2 separate regions of the Mus musculus genome follow, and region 2 is linked to region 1. Evidence: chromatin loops called from intact Hi-C (ENCODE). Cell type or tissue: heart. All regions are shown on one strand. Each heading gives the region's core, and the rest is flanking DNA. Links, peaks and the distances in the headings are about the cores only.

Region 1 (2,812 bases), core at 83-2,582:
CCTAACTAAGACAGTTTCAAACTAGAGGAGTTCCACCTACCACAGCTTCCTAACTGCTGGGATTTTAGACATGTGCCACCATACCTAGCAATGCTGTCTCTTTCTTTCCAGTTGAGAGAATGTGTGCCACCCTTGCACAGGCCATGTTAATCTTTGTACTGTTTGGACCTTAGTATAAGTGCTATTGAAGCAAACACCAGCAATATTGTTTTCTATCCGACAAAGTCAACAATATTTTGCGAGTGAAATCAAATCTTTAAAATGCCAAAGGTCACAGACTAACATTAATTACTTTCTGTAGTGTTGCTCTGGCAACCACAGCTTCCCTAGTTGCCAGCTTCCTGTGGGAAGCTTGGTAAATTGGAAAGCAGCAGCCAACATCAATACCCAGACGCACAGCAGTTTAACAGTCTCACTTACTATTTCTCCTAGTAGGACCACATTCTCTCCTCTGACCACGAAAATCCCTCGAGGAATATCACCGTACTTTTTGCCCACATGAATTCGCTCCACAGTCTGATGGAGCACTAAGTTAGCTATAAGCACACAAAGAAGAAACAGATCTTTAGTTGACATTGTTGATTATAAAGTCTATAACTAAATTATTTAGTTATTTTTAAAATTTTATCAGTTATGACAAGCCATATATGAGAATTTGTTTTATTTGGGGGTGGGGGGGGCAGGGTCCCAGGGTCCCACTCTAGCCTCAGCTGGCCTGGAAGTCCTGATGTAGCATTTGTGGTGATTCTCCTGCTTCACATGCTATACACGCTGAGACTACAGGCATGTTCAGTTTTAGGAGACTTTCAAACAAGTAAAGAGCATTTCCGACTCTGCTGTGCTAATGAACAACTGATGGTAGGAATAAGTTACTTCTGTATCATTTCCTGCCAGTATCAACATGGTCCCTAGGAAATATAAATGAGTGGGAAGCTGGAAAACTAGAGCCTAGCCAACTATTAAGATTGAAAGTCTGCATTTTTAGAAGGAGAGCTTCCTTACTGTGTGAATATATGTATGTGATGACTTTAGTGAGATTTAATAGTTTTTAGTAATTAGGACTCATGTAATCCAAACTAAATTTTATGGGTTAGGACACAACAACGATTTATATAATCATGCATGGTAATCTAGGAATTTGCTTTTTATCTCTTCATAGCACTTACATGAATTTAACTTAAGGTTTAGAACATTTTCTTCTTAAAAATCTTTTTCTCCTTTGAATTAGTACTATTTGTCTTCCTTGAAGTAAAACAGAAGTTGTTTTGCTTTGGTTTGATCTGTTTCCAAAGTGACCCTCTTGATCTACCCGTAAGTCCCTGGGACCCAGGCGCACAGCTGGCTGTTTAGGCCTCCTATGTTTGCCCTCACATTCAAATCCAGGAACCCAGCAGATGACCAGCAAGTGTCGGTGTGAACGGAGAGGTTTCTTACACCAAAGGGAGAAACAGATCTCTTCCTTCAGAAAGTGCAGACAGATGACTAAATCTGATGTATTCCTGTATGTAAACTACTGAGTTTATCTGTGTTCTGCCCCCAACAAGAGTTTCGGGAAATGGCCTCGACCCTATTCTCACTGGACAGGGAAGGATTACCTCCAGGAAATGATTTTAAGACTAACTTTAAACCTGTCACCTGGCGCCCTCTAGTGGGGAAAATAAGTGTAAATCAGTTTTAGAATACAAACTTGTTTTGTGAATGAACATACAAGGTTTTGAAACACCTAATCATAACTCTAAAACAATTTACTCGTGGCGCATGCCTTTAATCCCAGCACTTGGGAGGCAGAGGCAGGTGGATTTCTGAGTTCGAGGACAGCCAGGGCTACACAGAGAAACCCTGTCTCGAAAAACCAAAAGCCAAAAAAAAAAAAAAAATTACTCACCCCAACACTTCCATTAGGCTGATACATGTGGAAAAGTTAGATAAGTAAATTTCAGTATGAAGCAGTGCAAAAAAATTTTTTGGGATCATAACCAATACATACCAAATTGATCAATGCTTCTTAAAAAACCTATAAGTGTTCTTCCATCTCGAAGTAGGACCAAGTGCTTTTCTGGGAAAAGGAGAAAAGATCTATTAAAACAAAGGTGTCAGTTTCAGTGAACTTATACAGTATCAATAAAAATTCAGTTAATAGTTGTCTAAGCTGTACCAGACCCTCTTCTAATGTATTTAGTATGGAGCTCGGTGTAAAACACGGGATGGAAGACTGTAGCCTGGGATTTAAATGACATCAGTACTGCAGAGACTTGGAGCAGTTAGTGCTGTTGAGCTAGAAAAGGACACTGAGTAGCCAGGAAAGCAAGTGGTTCTGGCCCTGATGTTACAGTCAACCCTTTTAGCATCATATAATTTCTCTACCTTAAATAGAGAAGCTTAGTCTAGATGGCTTTTATTTTTCTGAGAGGGTTTTACTAACCTAGTGGAGCTCATATTTAGGATAACCTAGAAGCCCCTCCCTCCTTTTTAAAAAAAAGATGTAGTTTATACATAGGAGTACACTGTAGCTGTCTTCAGACACACCAGAAGAAGGGCATCAGATCCCATTACAGATGGTTGTGAGCCACCATGTGGTTGCTGGGAATTGAACCCAGGACCTCTGGAAGAGCAGTCAGTGCTCTTAACTGCTGAGCCAGCTCTCCAGCCCCCAGCCTTGAACTCTTAAATGCCTTGCCTCCATCTAAATTCTGGGATTATGGAAGTTCTAGTTACTTTCATCGTTGGCTAAATTTCTATTACCTTAATCCTAGAATTATTTCAACATTTTCATTCAATCAAGGAAATCTGAAATGAAAACCCTGCTTTAGAG
Region 2 (2,812 bases), core at 25-2,524, 180 kb before region 1:
TCCTCCCTACCCAGTAAACCCTTTGGATTCCATAAAGGCCCACTGCACTTATTTTAGGAATTTAACAGCCTGGAGCAGTGACTCTTTTTTCTTGAGTACAGCGAGACCTTTCCTCTTCCTCCTTCATTTCCTGTGGGCCAGTCTTTTTCAGACTAGCTAAATGGATAAGATTGTGAAGTCGGGCTCTAGCCACTCCCTGAGCTATAATAAAAACCAGATTCATTTCTATCTCGCTGTGTTTAAGTGTGACACACAGAGCACACCCTTGATCGAGAGGAAAGTAGTTTGCCTTGTCCAGACACTTCGGGTGCAGTGATGGTCTCTTTCTTTGTGACCCAGAACATATTTCTAACATATTGTGGGGGAGTCCACCAGAGAAGACTACTTGGATATGGGTTTAAGCCAATAGGAAGTCCTTATTAGCTGGTGAACTCTTTAGCACAACACTATACCCTGTGTTGCAATACTCTAGTTAAAAAGAACAGTTAGCCAAAAGCCAAAACCAAGGTTATTATCTTTAGAGACTTTCCCAGAACTATGGGTTTTGATGGATTTAGGCCTTTGTTTTAGTTTTGGTGGGTGCTACATTTTATATGCTGATTATAGAACATGAATGGGTCTTTCACTAAGGCAGTTGTGCTCCAGTCTGGGGATCCATTACAAAGAAATATTAAGAAACATGTTCAGAACTGGATTCAGTGACATTGGAACCTGAAACTTTTCAGCACAGGGTGTTTTGTTTTGTTTTTTCTTTTTTCCATTAAATCTTGGGATCCATTCTATACGTTATAATTTTGACCACTGTTGTGTTTAGTAACAAAAGAATGTGATTCTTTAAATGAGGTTGCTGGTATGTTTCTTTGCATAGTTGAATTTGTAAATGAGTCCATCAAAAAAAGTAAATAAACTCATTACAAAGCTAAGTGCAACCAGTTTCCCCTTCATCATCCTATGGAAGCCTCTCACAGGTGGAAATGGGAAGATCTGTTGTTCATTTCCACTGCTGCATGGCGCGATGCTGTCTCGTTGACGGCCATTCAGATTGCCCACACGATTTTGCAACTACAATTTTATTACAAACATCATGCCTGCCCTCTTTCGCGTGTGATGGTTTCTCCCGGAATACAGACAGCAGTGTGGTTTATAAGGTCCTCATCCCTGGACACCTTAAACTTCCACAGACTGGCAGCAACCTGTGCAAGGCCAGAAACAGGAGACCTTTTAAGGGGTGTATCATTCACTCTAGGTAGTGAACGCCCAGAGTTTGTGCGTGTAAGGGGGAAGCTCTGTAGTCATTTTTACTAAGGACTCTCCTAGAAGGTGAGTAACACGTATCTGTACGTTGAAAGGCTAAGATGCAAGAATTTAGAACGTTCAGGGAATGGTGAGGGAGTGGATGACTGGGAAAGCAAAGACCACTCTTTTGCGGTTTTCTCCCGATGGGACAGAAACACTGTGCAGAGGGTAGAAAACAGCCTGGCTGCCCTCCTATGGTGGACACTAGCTGGACGCATGCTTTCCCAGCTGGGCGGGGCTTAGGAAGCTTCCGCGGGGCGTGCCTAGGAGGGAGCGGCCCCGCCCTCTCCCCGCCATCCCCTGCGGGACAGGAGCGGTGACGCCACGGGAGCGGGCGATGACGGGCGGGTCGAGCTCGCGCAGGCGCCGGGCAGAAGAGCGCAGCTCGGCTGCGGGGACAGAGCGCAACTCCCGGAGAGAGGCTGTGGGAGGCATGGGCGCGGGCCCGGCGCTGGCAGCGCTGCTGCTGGCCGGGTCGGTGCTGAGCGCCACGCTGCTGGCCCCCGGCCGCCGGGCGGAGCCAGGTGAGCGAGCGGCCCCCACGGCTAGGGGTAGCGGGGACCGTGCGTGGGCCTGCCCCGGACCTCCCCACGGCCCGCGGGGCGCAGGACTTGAGCGTCGCGCCCGGTCCACGCTGGGGTGGACCGCAGTGCCGGCGTCGCAGGAGCCGCGACCCGGGTCTGGCTTCCCAGGTTCAGTTGAAGGACCTTGGGGCTGGGTGCTCTGTCCGTCTCCGAATTCACCAGGGGGAAGGGTGAAAAAATAGGAATTCTGGGACTTCTCTTGACTCAGGTCTGAAGGTTCATAGGGTCCCGCAACTCCATTTCACAAACTCCTATCGAGAGGATAGTTTGGGTCGAGGACTGAGGCAAGTGAACACCCACTTCTACCCCAAACCCCCACCCCTTACCTTTATGCATTGTTTGGGATAGGGCCTGTCACCTGGCAAGGTATGTCACCTGCCTTTTTCCTATCCATCTCATCCCCTTTTCTGTATAGAAATTGGAATGTGGTGCCTGTGTTGAACACCCCTTCAGCTTCCAAACTTTAAAAAAGACATTGAAACAATGCAAAAAGCACGAAGAACGGTGTGAGTTACAATTTGCAATTACAACCCGTCCTTGGGAGGAGAGAGTTAAAAGAAAATCCTGCTGAGTTTGGGGTCTGGCCAGGGTGTTTGAACTTTTCACTGCTGCTCTTATTTGAAGCTTCCTGGGGGGGCAATTCTGACGTTCAGCTAGGCCTGAGGGACTCTACATGCTCCCAAATTATATAGTAACAATGTCAAGCTCTTTCTGAGCCTAAAACCCACATGGCAAATCTAAGCGTAAAACATACTACTAAAGACTAAGAAGTAGAAATCCAGCCATTCTGTCCAGGAAAGGATGCTGTTGTATAGGGTGAAGAGTAGTTGCACAGGGAGTTACTCTCACTGGAAAAGGAAGACTGTCAAGAATGAACGGTAGGTAGCCTGGATAGATGACTCCAGCTTAAGAGAATTGGCTGCCCTTTGATA

What was found. Hi-C counts contacts between places; a loop is a spot of excess contacts. Peaks named below come from ENCODE experiments on the same cell type or tissue, not always from the same donor. Only the 100,000 strongest peaks of a DNase experiment are listed, where the experiment ranks them.
Region 2: it touches region 1 in a loop (2.9-fold over the local background); 2 of 42 quality-filtered maps call a loop at or near these places.

Annotation. Positions count from the first base shown.
Region 1 is chr8:25,791,401-25,794,212 of GRCm38, reverse strand. Lsm1 (LSM1 homolog, mRNA degradation associated) reads right to left here. Exons shown (of 4, transcript NM_026032.1): 2 at 1,988-2,056; 3 at 421-536. Among named protein-coding and RNA genes, the nearest start is that of Lsm1, 7.2 kb to the right of the region's middle. In heart, for the core only: a CTCF peak has its summit at 1,642 (motif pointing left); no DNase peak of the experiment used is centred there.
Region 2 is chr8:25,975,533-25,978,344 of GRCm38, reverse strand. It overlaps Hgsnat (heparan-alpha-glucosaminide N-acetyltransferase), which reads left to right and starts at 1,601. Exons shown (of 18, transcript NM_029884.1): 1 at 1,601-1,820. The coding sequence starts at 1,634. In heart, for the core only: a CTCF peak has its summit at 1,535; a DNase peak (open chromatin) is centred at 1,594; H3K4me3 peaks cover 1,589 bases; H3K27ac peaks cover 2,031 bases.